Linked DNA regions of Homo sapiens: regions 1 and 2 are each linked to region 3. Evidence: chromatin contacts called from ENCODE Hi-C data. All regions are on one chromosome and are shown on one strand. The core of a region is the stretch at or near the end of the contact, and the rest is flanking DNA. Distances in the headings are between cores, read along the strand shown. Region 1 overlaps LINC00970 (long intergenic non-protein coding RNA 970). Region 2 overlaps LINC00970 (long intergenic non-protein coding RNA 970). Region 3 overlaps LOC125312414 (a long non-coding RNA gene).

Region 1 (4,456 bases), core at 1,301-3,800, 580 kb after region 3:
AAGCTAAAAACTGGATCTCGTGAAGATAGTAGATTGGTAGCTGCAGAGGCAGGAAAGAGTGGAGCGGGGGAGAGAGGATGAAAAGAAGTTGAGTAGTAGGTATAAATATATACAGTTTGATAGAAGAAATAAGACCTAGTGTTAAATAAATCAGTGGGTGACTATAGTTTGCAATAAGCTGTTGTGTATTTGAAAATAGCAAGAAGAGAAGAATTTGAATCATTCTAGCATAAAGAAAAGGCAAACAGATAAGGTGATAGATATTCCAAGTACACTGATTTGATCTTTACAAATTCCATGAATGTATTAAATTATCACATGTACCCTGAAACCATGTTCATCTATTAGGCATCAATAAAAATTTAAAATGGAAAATTTTAAAAACTAGCTCAAAAATGCATAAGAAGAAATCTAAGTCAAGGTATCTCCCCTTGCTGAGCCCACATCTGGGAGGCAGCATGAAGAAATGAAATGAACAGGAACAACAATGGAAAAAGAACAGGCTCTGGAATCAAGCAGTCCTGGATGTGACAGGCAATGGGAACTTAGACCATCACATAAGTGTCAAACACTGAGCTTTCTCAACTGCAAGACACAGAAAACAATATCCACTTCATGGGTCTATTGTAAGCATTGGCCATGATATATTTATAGTGTCTGGCACAGAGTAGGTGCCAAAATTTGGTAGTTATTAATAGACAATTCACTTAACTCTGAGCTTAGTTTTATTATGTATAACAGGAAGGCAATAATTCCTATGAGAGAATAGATATGAAAAGGATTTCTGAGCTTTAAAATTCTCTGAAGAGTCAATATTGTTATCAATAATTGGGAAGTCAATATATATAGATACAGAGCATTAGCTAATACATAGGTTACATAAAAGTGTATGATTTCTATCTCTGAAAATATGGTAAACCAGGGCTGCAGGGGAGAGGGGAAGGGGCAGGTTGCAGTGTTAAAAATAGTGGTCAGACAAGCACATGTATGTTAACTGCAGCACTATTCACAATAGCAAAGAAATGGAATCAATCTAGGTGCCCATCAATGATGGACTGGATAAAAAAAAAATGTGGTACATATACACCATGGAATACTATATAGCCACAAAAAAAGAATGAAATCATATCCTTGGCAGCAACATGGATGCAGCTAGAGGCCATTACCCTAAGCAAATTAACACAAGAACAGAAAACCAAATACCACATGTTCTCATTTATAAATGGGAGCTAAACATTGAGTACATATGGACACAAAGAAGGAAACAATAGACCCTGGGGCCTACTTGTGGGTGGAGGGTAGGAGGAGGGAGAGGATTGAAAAACTACCTATCAGGTACTATGCTGATTGCCTGGTTGACAAAATTATCTGTACACAAAACCCCTGTGACGTACAATTTACCCACGTAACAAACATGCACATGTACCCCCTGAACCTAAAATACAAGTTGGAAAGAAAAAAGAATAGTAGTCAGAATAGGTCTCATTAAGAAGGCAAGACTTGAGCACAGACTTGTGGGAGGTGAGAAAATATCTGTGGGAGGGGCCTCCTGAAAGAGGGAAAGGTTAAAGCCAAGACCCTACAATGGGAGCGGGCCTGAGTGTTGAGGAGTGGCTCCAGGCCAGTGTGGCTAGAGCAGCACAAAGTGTAAGGAAGAGTGGTGGGCAAAAACTCAAAAAGGAAACAGCAGTCAGGAGATGCACGGCCCTAGTGCGCAATGTAAGGGCTTTGACTTTTACTCTCAGTGAAAACTATGACAGGGTTTTAAGCAGAGGAATAACATGACCTGACTTATGTTTTAGAAGAATTACTTTGAGAATAAAATTTCCAGTGGCAAGTAGAGAAGCAGGCTAACCTAAGCAAAACCCACTACAGGGATCCAGGTGGCAGATAGTGGCTGAAAGCCAAATTAGAAAGAGTTTAAGAGAAAAAATGGCACAACTAAGAGATTAGCACAGCTCTTGACTACAAAGCTGCAAACACAAAATTCAGTGCAGGGCCTGGAGAGTGCTCATGTGAGTGAGGGGCCCTGATGCTTAAGCTTTGTCAGCATCTGTGCACACCCACCTCTGTACAAGCCAAGGCCCCTGGCCTGGTCAGTTGGGTGGATGGTGAGGTGCTTACCAAGTTGGGTACCCAGGAGTAGATAAGAGTTTGCAAGCAGGAAGAAGACAGATCATGCATTTCACTGTGAGATTTTTGAGATTCAGAGGTCAGTGCAACATCTAAGTGAAAATGGCCAGGCTCTTTCTGCTCCTAACAATACTGCCAAGAGCTATCAGGATGACCTTTCTAAAAGGCACATCTGATCAAGTCACTTTCCTGCTTAAAAACCTCAGTGCTTCCCTTTGCCCATATTCCTTTGAAAAGAAACAGTTTCTCACAGTCTAGCCCTGGCCTGTCTTTCCAACTATGTCTTCCTCCATTCCATGCCTGGCACACTGTTCCCTCTGACTTGCAACTCCCTCTGTCTACAGTGTCCTTCTCTAACTACTAAACTCCTCCTCTCCCTACACTGCCCTGATCTAATAACTTCTGTGAAACCACGTCCCCTCCTGCACCTTCTTCAAGGCAGGACTAACCACTTCCTCTCTGCTGACTTAAAGCCCTCTGTACACAGTTCCATGAAATCTGCACCCAGAAATGCGAACCCATAAGCCTGAGAGGCAGGGTTGACAGCGGAACAATTATGGGTTTTAGAATTAGATTAACCTGGGTTAAAACACACACACTTGCTTGCTGTATATAACTTTAAGCATGTTATTTAATTTCTCTAAGCTCAGCTTCTTATAAAGGTAATGCCTATTTTGTAGAATAGGTGTCAAGATTAAATGAGAAAATTTAAGTAAATCACCCCAGATAGGACCTGGCACACAATAGGTGTCCAAAAATTATCATTTCCCTCCAGACCCTGTTCCTCTTGGGCAGAAAATGTGTTTAATTTATATTCTATATGTCCCATTGTCACTGGTCACCCAGCACATAATAGATGCTTGATAGACATTAACCTGAATGAATGGACCCTGTCTTCTCAGAAACATTTACATATACGTTTTAGAAGTACATGGGTTCAGAGGTTAGGATAGAAATTCTAAAGTGGACCTTGGCATGTAAATCCCCTTGGGTCTAATATCAAACCAATTGCTTCCCCTTGGCAGCAGCAGCAGAGCCCTTCTGTGTCTCTGGGGAGCATTCAGCCATCCAGTCTGTGAAGATTTCTCTCATTGCTCTCCAGAGCTTCCGTTACATCGTGCTCTTCTCACTTCCTTCTCAGCTGTGCTCCCACTCCTCAGCCTTGTTTGTTCTGTTTTCCTCCGCCATTTTTCACCACACACCATATGGCCTTCCCTTGCCTGCCTTAAGCTTGGAACTTCACAGCCTTCTCCAGGCTTCCCCAGGGCAACCTGGGCCCTCTGGGCCTGCTGACCACCCCCTTTAACTAGCAGCCCTGCCCTGATGCCTACTTTGAAACCCAGCACTGTTCCTAAGGAGACGCAGGACACAGAGCCTTTTAGTAAATTCACTTCAGGGGCTGGTTCTGCCAGTTAACTATGAGCCTAGAGTGTTTTGAACAGGTGGTGATCTTCCAAACACAATGTGATCGTGTGTTTAATCTTAGAATCATGAGAGGCTAGTAGGGCAGATACAGAAAAACACAATTTTACCTATTTGTTTCAACCTCCTCCAGCATCCAGTGAGGCAGCCTCCTGGTGCAGAGGATCCTTGACAAGCTCTGGAGTCTCGTGGACACAAGTTTGTGTCCCAGCTCTGTGTCTCCCTAGCGGTATTGTATGTATGCTTCTCAAGTTCTCTAAACCTTAGTTTCTTCATTTGTGAAACTAAGATAACAATACCTGCCACACAGAGTTATTAGTTGATATCATGCGTTTATTTGTTATCTAGCAATACATAACAAATCAGCCCAAAACTTAGTGCCTTGCAAGAGCAATGCTGTTTATTAGCTCTTGTGGGTTTTGTAGGCCAGGAATTTGAGAGCAGCTGAGCTGAGCTAGTCTGAATCGGGGTCTCCCAGGTGATTGAGGCAGACTGGTCAGTGGCTAGAGCTGGGGTCAATTTCAAGGCTTCTTCATTCACAGGTCTTGTTCCCATGCTGGGAAGACAAATAGCTGGAGCAGGGGCTGGAGCAGCTGTGGCTCCCCAGGCACCTCCCTCTATCCCTTTGGGACCCACCACATGGTCCTTCTGCATGGTCCCTTCAAGGTCTCCAGATTTCTTATGAGGTAGCTCAGGGCTCCAAAGGCATGTATCTCACTTGAGAGAGAAACAGGTGAAACCATATCCTCTTTTCTGGCCTGGCTGGAAAGTCACACAGTGACATCACTTCCATTGCCTTCTATTTATTAGAAGCAAATCACTACCACCAGACTGTATTCTAGGAGAGCAGAATTAGACCGCTCCTTTTATTTGAAATAGTGCCGAAAATTTGTGGACATGC
Region 2 (4,134 bases), core at 1,174-3,673, 560 kb after region 3:
AACTCCTGACCTCAAGTGATCTGTCCACCTCAGCCTCTCAAAGTGCTGGGATTACAGGCGTGAGCCACCATGCCTGGCCAGCCTGGTCAACATGGTGAAACCCCATCTCTACTAAAAATACAAAAATTAGCTGGGTGTGGTGGTGCGTGCCTGTAGTCCCAGCTACTCGGGAAGCTGAGGCAGGAGAATCGCTTGAACCCGGGAGGCAGAGATTGCAGTGAGCCGAGATAGCACCATTGCACTCCAGCCTGGGAAACAGAGCAAGACTCCGTCTCAAAAAAAACCCAAAAAAACAAAACAAACACACAACAACAAAAAAACAAAACTACTCCACAAGTTGCTTATTAACTTTAAAAAGGAGTGAATAAAAGGTATCTCCAAATGGAGAAATCTGGTGGAACCGACCTCACTATGTGATCAAAGTGAACATCAGTGTTGTAACTCTGTGCTATGTTGTGCCTGCTGTGGTGATGCATGGAGAGGGGCACAGTGTCATATATGCAGTATTCCTGCCCCAAATGTTTAATTGGAATCCAAGAATGAGGAAACACTTCGATTAATCTATATTGAGGGACATTTTACAAAACAGTTCAAGAGTGGCTTGAACTCTTCAAAAATGTCAAGGTGAGGCTGGGCACAGTGGCTCACACCTGTAAACCCAGCACTTCAGGAGGCTGAGGCAGGTGGATCATCTGAAGTCAGGAGTTCGAGGCCAGCCTGGCCAACATGATGAAATCCTGTCTCTACTAAAACTATAGAAATTAGCCGGTCATGATGGCGTGCACCTGTAGTCCCATCTAGTCAGGAGGCTGAGGCAGAAGAATCACTTGAACCAAGGAAGTGGAGGTTGCAGTGAGCCAAGATCAGGCCACTGCATTCCAGCCTGGGTGACAGAGCGAGACTCAATTGCAAAAGATTAAAAAAAAAAAAGTTACGGAGATAAGAAATTTGTTTTTAAAGAGGGGCTCAGGACTATTCCAGATTTTTTTTTTTTTTTTTTTTTTGAGACAGAATCTTGCTCTGTTGCCAGGCTGGAGGGCAGTGGCACAATCTCCTTTCACTGCGACCTCCGCCTCCCGGATTCAAGCGATTCTCCTGCCTCAGGCTGCCGAGTAGCTGGGACTACAGGTGCCCGCCACCACGCCTGGCTGATTTTTGTATTTTTGGTAGAGATGGGGTTTCACCATATTGGCCAGGATGATCTTGATCTCTTGACCTCGTGATCCGCCCGCCTCGGCCTCCCAAAGTACTGGGATTACAAGCATGAGCCACGGCGCCATGCCTTGTTCTAGATTTGTAAAAACTAAACAAATAGAACAGCTAATGGAATGAATGATTATTGATTCTATCCTGGATTGAAAAATAAGAAAAAACATTTTTAAAAATATTACTGTTGGAACAATTGGGAGACATCAGAATTTGGCCTATACATCAAATAATATTATGTTTTCAATGTTAGATTTCCTGAATGTGATACTTGTATTGTTGCTATGTTGGAGAATGTCCTTGTTCTTAGAAGACATGTGTTAAGATATTTAGGTAACAGTAATTGAATTCTCTGTGAAATGAATTCTTAAATGGCTTATCAAAAAAATATTTGTGTGAACATGCAAGTGTGTGGAGAGAAAGAGAAAAAGCAAATGTGGTAAAATGTTAACAATTAGTAAATCTAGATAAAGGGTAAATGAACATCATTGTGCTATTCTTGTAACTTTTCTGTAGGTCTGAATTTTTTTAAAGAAAGAAAAGTTTGGGGAAATATTAACCACTACAAAGCAAAAGTAGAGTGTATCCAGTTAACTATTAGTATCAACACTCCCACAGATATGTTGGGGCCATTCCTTTCTGCAGGCCAAGGCGGAGCTCAGCCACTCCAGACAAGGCACATGGAGATGAGGTCACTTTGCCAAGGTCACAAACACCATCACTACATTGCCAGAACTTCCCTACCCGCATGAAAATATCTCCTTGACCTTGGCTGAATTGGAAAATTTATATAAAGGATTCTGCTCCCTTTTATATCATTAACTAATCTGTTGTACAGATTAAAAGATTAGAACACACAAAAACATAAAACGAAATAAATTTAGGCATGCTAGAGTGGAGAGATTCAAGTTGATGCTCTCTGGCATTTTTCTTTCATTCCTTTGATGTTGTTTTAAAACTGTTTGGCCAGAGAGAAGGAGAGAGGGCAAGAAAAGAAATTAGTGCTGCTATGAATAACTGCAATCAACCACCAATTTAGGGAGTCACTGGAGTAGAACACTTCTCAGATGTCAGTGTTTCTCAGCTACACATTGTCCTTTCCTTCGATTATCACTGGCATGTCACCATATTCTGCAAATCTCAGCACCACTGCACCTCCGGCCCACTGGTCACTCATGCTTAAAAGCATGCGGCTGGGGGAGTAGACTGGGGGGACGGCCTCAGCCAGACCACTGTGGAGCCAAAAGAGTGCGTAGGGCTCTGTAGTTCTACTGGCTCAAAAGAATTATCTGTACTTGCATGGCCTTGAGGAGAGACAGGACTGTTGGAGACAGATAAGATTATTTTCTTTTTCCCTCTCTCCAGTGAACCAAACACAATTCCCATTCTGGCTTCCCAGACTCAGGGCTCATGTTTGAGCTTTTCTTTTCTCACTTCTCTTGGTCAGAGGTGATCACTTTTGCAGCTCATGACACATGTGTGATTTTATGTACAATACCTTAAATAGCACTTTTAGAAAATCTGTTTTCTGGCTGGGGGCGGTGGCTCATGCCTGTAATCCCAGCACTTTGGGAGGCTGAGGCAGGTGGATCACTTGAGGTCAGGAGTTCGAGACCAACCTGGCCAACATGGTGAAACCTCGTCTATACTAAAAATACAAAAATTAGCCAAGCGTGGGGGCGCACGTCTGTAATCCCAGCTGCTTGGGAGGCAGAAGCAGGAGCATCACTTGAACCTGGGAGGCGGAGGTTGCAGTGAGCTGAGATTGCGCCACTGCACTCCAGCCTGGGTGACAGAGTGAGATGAAAGAAAGACAGCAAGAAAGACAAGAAAGAAAGAAAGAAAGAAAGAAAGAAAGAAAGAAAGAAAGAAAGAAAGAAAGAAAGAAAGAAAGAAAGAAAGAGAGAGAGAGAGAGAAAGAAAGAAAGAGAAAGAAAGAAAGAAAGAAAGAAAGAAAGAAAGAAAGAAAGAAAGAAAGAAAGAAAGAAAGAAAGAAAGAAAGAAAAGGAAGGAAAGAAAGAAAGAAAGATCTGTTTTCTGGTTAGCCTAAAATGGCTTGTTCTGGAGGAGATACTGACTGTCCCAAGAAACAAAGCCTGCTACGTGCTGAGATTTTGTAACTCCAAGTTCTTCTCAGAAGCAACTTGTAGACTGCATAGGGTTGCATGGACTATTGTCAGGACTCCCCTTTCAGGAAAACCATATTGCAGGGAGGACTGTGGGATGGTGAGTGTTAATGAAGGGCCTAGAAAGCTGAACTGGTAGAGAGATTCGTGACTGATAAGAGATGATGGGGTTTTGTGCGTTAACACAGAGATACTACGGTACTTCTCTTTCTGCTTCTGTCTCCGGGAGATAAGTTAGGCACAAAAATGACCCAAAAAAGCATTCTACTCATCTCTTCCCACCTCTTCCCTGCACAATCATCCCTCTGGTAGCACAGGAGCTAAAACCAAGTCACAGCTACCACAATAAAGGGACTTAAGCACTCAGTGAATGCGTAGCCGAACTCTGGCTAAGGTTAACTTGTTTCCATTCACTAAGTCAGATTAAGAAGAAAAATAAATCAAAGTTATCCTTATAATCACATATTAATTCTAAAAATAATTGTATTTTCACCCCCTACAGCGTGCTAGGTAGGTTTGGAGATGCAAAAATAAATAGCCCACAGCCCCTTCTCTCAGGTCGCTTGTCGTAGAATAGAGATGAGCCTTCCTGAAACCAGGGTAGTAGAACCACTAGAAAAGGAGAAAAAGACAATCTGGAAAGACAGGATAAATCATGAGGCAGCATCCAGCAAACATGGGAAGAGAGAGGGTCTGTACCCAGGGACTGGAAAAGGGACATCTCTTCCACAGAGACACAAGGGAAAGAGGAGATAGTAGATCATTTTCACAGTGCAACAAGGTCACCACCATTATAACTCTT
Region 3 (4,367 bases), core at 294-2,793:
GCTTAAGATAATGGCTTCCAGCCACATCCAAGTTGCTGCAAAAGACATGGTGCATTTAGTGCTGCAATGAACATGCAAGTACATGTGTCCTATTTATTTTCTTTTGGATGTATACCCAGTAATGGAATTGCTGGGTTGAATGGTTAAGTTCTTTGAGAAATCTCCAAACTGCTTTCTACAATGGCTGAACTAATTTACGTTCCCACCAACAGTATATAAGCATCGCCTTCTCTCCACAGCCTTGACAGCATCTATTGTTTTTGACTTTTCATGTAATGACCCATAGGCTCAAAGTAAAGGGTCAGAGAAAGACCTATCATGCAAATGAAAAACAAAAAAGAGCAGGGGTTGCTATTCTTATGTCAGATAAAACAGGCTTTAAACGAATAACAGTAAAAAAGGACAAAAAAGGGCATTACATAATGATAAAGTTTCCAATTCAACAGGAAGACTTAGCTATCCTAAATATATATGCATCCAATATTGGAGCACCCAAACTCATAAAATAACTACTTCTAGACCTATGAAAGGACTTAGACAGCTACACAATAATAGTGGGGGACTTCAACACCCCACTGATAGTGTTAGAAAGATCACTGAGCAGAAAACTAACAAAGAAATTCTGGACTTAAACTTGACACTTGACCAATTGGACCTAATAGACACCTATAGAATACTTCATCCAGCACCCACAGAATACGCATTCTTCTCATCTGCACACAGACACAGAACATACTCCAAGATCAACCACATGCTTGGCCATAAAACACGCCTCAATAAATTAAAAAAAAATCAAAGTTATACTGACCATAATCTCAGACCACAGTGGAATAAAAACAAAAATCAATACCAAAAAGATCTCTTGAACAACACAATTCATGAAAATTAAATACCTTGCTCCTAAATGACTTTTGGGTAAACAACAAAATTAATGCAGAAATAAAAAAAATTCTTTGCAATAAGTGAAAACAGAGACACATCATACCAAAATCTCTGGGATGCAGCAAAAGCAGTGTTAAGAAGAAAGTTTATAGTGCTAAATGCGTACTTCAAAAAGTTAGAAAGATCTCAAATTAAACATCTAACATCACACCGAGAGGAACTAGGAAAACAAGGCCAGTGCCTTTACCTTGTAGCCCCAAAGAAGTCTGACCTCAAGAATTGGAATGTAGGATTTTTGAGGGAAACGGTGAGCCTGAAAGCAGTTAGGAAGTAACCTAATTCTCTAGCCACTCACAGAGGGTGCAAAATCTCAGACCAGCAAACAAGGCAGGGCAGAAAGGCACACACTATATATCAACAGGCCATGGATGGTCGTCACCATTCAGACTCTCCAATATTCCTTGTTAACAAGCTGAAATCAGATGATCCTCATTTTCACTTGAGCCCAGGGTTATAATTTCTTGGAAAGTGCAAAGGGAGGCAAACTATAATGGGAAGGAAGAGCAAGTCAACATGAATCTGAGGAAGGGGAATGCTTTTCATTCTGGTTTTTGAACAGGTGGTGGTCAGAGCTGGCAGAAAGCCCAGGATATGTCAGCAGTCCCGGAAAAGAGATGTTCTTGTTGTAAATCTCATGTTGATTCTTGCCCCTCCCTCTCCACCTCCCACTCTTACACATGCTCACGCTTCTTAGTAAGTACACTGGAGCTACCTCCCCCATGCCCCACAGCACATTGTACCTCTGCTAGCACAGGGATCACGTTCTGACTTACAGTGGTTGTGGGTGTCTCTGTCTCTTTCTCTCAAAACAAACATATTGGAGTTTCTCACTCATCGACATTTCTGCACCAGTGCCTGCAGACAGTTTTCCTCACTGTGAGGACTCTAAATACTTTCATTTACTGGAATTAGATTTACCCTTTTGGCTAAGGTGTCATATGGACAGGGGAATTACCAAGTCCAAGAGTAGTTTTGGCTTCCTGATGGGAAAGAGTTGTTGTATAACAGGAATCCTACCTAGGCCTCCTATTGCTCATTCCCAAGACAATTTCTTAGGCCCATCTTTGTCTTCCCAAATTGCCCTTATTTTTTGCCACTGCCAAGGCCCTATGGTCTCAGCTGGCTTCTCTCTCCTTTTAGGCCATTCTCCTTGCTTTGTCCCTTGGTACGCTTTAAACTTAACAGTTCCCTAAGACTGGTTCCAGAGCAAGGTCCTGCTTCCCTGCTATGTCTCATAGAGAAGTGAAACCTCTCTTGCTGCTTTTCACAGGGGAGAGAGACTGGGTCAAAAACAAAACAGAGAATCATACAAAGCTGTTCTTTAATTCCTGACTCCCTCATAAGACAGACTAGAAACTCTGGTGAAGTCTGTGATTTGCTCTTATCCATGAGGATGAGACTCTCTCAACTCCCTTCTTAAATACAGGCTGGAGGATAAAACTGAGGTCCTGCAGTTTGCATAATAGCTGACATCTATTGAGAATCTACTGACTACTAGGAACTATATAAGTTGTGTACATACTATTTTGTTTACTTTTTCAATTAACCACATGAGATAAATACTATTGTAGTTGCATTTTGTCAATACAGTAACTGAGCCTTAAAGAGATTAAGTTACATGTTCAAAATCCCCTAGCCATGAACTGATGGACTAGGGTTTATATCTTATTCGAAAAACAATAGTATTAACTAATGGTTACTCAAAAAGGATGTCTTTTAAATTCCAGTGAGAAGTTTGCATCTTTGAGAATGTTAGGATGGATAAACATCCATGTCACTGCTTCTCAATAAAAAGAACAATTATAGTATATTTTCTTATTGCTAGTCTAACCGGAAATAGTCTGGTTTATTACTTATAAACTAGTTCTTGGAACTAAGACCGTAAACCTTGACTTGGTGCAGGAAATGGTGTGGTTTTACATGCTCAGGAAACAATGACCAGAGTAAAATATTTGACAAATTTTATGCTCTGATTGAGAATTGGAGGCCTGGGGGAATACCTGAATGACTTGCATGCTGCTAAATATTTTTCCACAATATTTTTTTAATGGTTGCACGGTATTCCATTGTATGGTTGCAATATAATTTAGTTGCATGACATCTGGGCAATAGGGGAGTTTCTAAGAGCAGGAGGAATTTTAGAAAAGAGAAACTGAGTATTAGGTGTTCAGTAGCCAGCTTTTCCAGCTTTAGGAATTTTCTTGGGACTAGCTCTGTCCAAGGGGTAAACTATACATGCTGTATACTTTTCCAGGCAGGAAGGGGAAAGACCCATGCTTCTTAGTCTAGCTGCCTCCCAGAAACCTTTGCAAAGGTCATCCAACTCAATCTTGTAGTCTTGGAGAAGGCCAATTCAGATTCCAGTTCTCTTAAACCAGCTACAGAAAACATAACTTTTGTAACTCAGTAGGGTCAGGCTTATTTGTAACTTAGATTGGCTGAAGCCTTTATTAAGTGAAAAAAGATGGAAGCATAACAACATTCCTAACTGAATGCCATTCATGGAAAGAATGTCTGGAATGGAATCCTCTGTCTTGGCTAAATTTGAAAGAATAGCATATCCTGAAAAGAAGCATGAAGGAGATTATCTGATCTTACCTACTGGCTAAGGATCAAAATGTTAAGAAAAGCACACGAGATCATCTTTCTGAAGCAGGAAGAGTCTACGAATCAGACATACTGAATTAAGTCATGAACCAGAGTCATGTCCTAGAATTGTGTCCATGAACCTGGCCAAGACATTTCCTATTCCATTTCAGGTCCAAGATTCTCATAGTGCAGAGCTACCTTTCGAAACATTTAATCACAGATCTTCTTTCAGACTGGACAGTGATCATGGCATCTTTCAGGCAGAAAGAGGAGGGTTAACTTGGCTGGGAGAGGAGATAAGGAAATGTCTAACCAGTCTTCTCACCACCAAAAAACAAAACAAAACAATTCAAAACGAAACAAAACAAAAAAACTATTAGCACCTGGCACAGCACCTGTCATATAGTAATAGAAGCTTAATACATATTTTGTGAATAAATATAAAAATTAGAGGTTGAAGTAGAACTGCGGACTGTCCATTACCATGCTTGATACTTCAGTAGAATGTGTGCCAAAGAATATGGTCCCAGCTCCTCTCTGGGCTTAGGTCTGGTCTCTCCTCAGCTTCTCAGCTTTATAGGTCAGGAATTTCCCAAGCTATCATTTTACTTTGATCCTCTCAGGAACAGAAGTGAGAAAGAAGAGATGAGGTATAGCTAGAAATTTATGAGAAGGGATGGGAAGGAGAAAATAGTGCTGACTTGACCCTGTACTGACAGGGACACCTGCCCATCAGCAATGCTTTGAGCTGCAAGTAGAAGCTGGGGGGTCAGGGAGAGGCTATGTTGGTGGCTATAGAGTAACAGATGACCTGGTTGACCTTGATTATTGACCAA

Evidence for each region. A loop is a pair of places that touch in the nucleus more often than their neighbours do. Pooled maps may share reads with other maps.
Region 1: a loop to region 3 is called in a map with no recorded cell type, with 6 times the contacts of the local background. The contact joins two enhancer-like sites. A Hi-C loop is called at or near these places in 3 of 37 single-sample maps with no recorded cell type and 5 of 50 pooled maps.
Region 2: a map with no recorded cell type shows a loop between it and region 3 (11-fold over the local background). The contact joins two enhancer-like sites. A Hi-C loop is called at or near these places in 16 of 37 single-sample maps with no recorded cell type and 4 of 50 pooled maps.

The regions. Positions count from the first base shown.
Region 1 is chr1:169,041,966-169,046,421 of GRCh38, forward strand. All of the region lies in intron 3 of LINC00970 (long intergenic non-protein coding RNA 970), which reads right to left. Among named protein-coding and RNA genes, the nearest start is that of LINC00970, 43 kb to the right of the region's middle. RefSeq lists enhancers at 2,394-2,653, 3,206-3,335. Within about 2 kb of position 2,551, at least 6 of the 41 ENCODE cell types and tissues checked have a DNase peak (open chromatin) inside an H3K27ac peak, as active enhancers do.
Region 2 is chr1:169,025,833-169,029,966 of GRCh38, forward strand. All of the region lies in intron 3 of LINC00970 (long intergenic non-protein coding RNA 970), which reads right to left. Among named protein-coding and RNA genes, the nearest start is that of LINC00970, 59 kb to the right of the region's middle. Within about 2 kb of position 2,424, at least 4 of the 41 ENCODE cell types and tissues checked have a DNase peak (open chromatin) inside an H3K27ac peak, as active enhancers do.
Region 3 is chr1:168,464,793-168,469,159 of GRCh38, forward strand. The region is part of intron 3 of LOC125312414 (a long non-coding RNA gene); the gene reads right to left. The region is part of intron 4 of LOC101928565 (a long non-coding RNA gene); the gene reads right to left. Among named protein-coding and RNA genes, the nearest start is that of XCL2, 77 kb to the right of the region's middle. Within about 2 kb of position 1,544, at least 8 of the 41 ENCODE cell types and tissues checked have a DNase peak (open chromatin) inside an H3K27ac peak, as active enhancers do.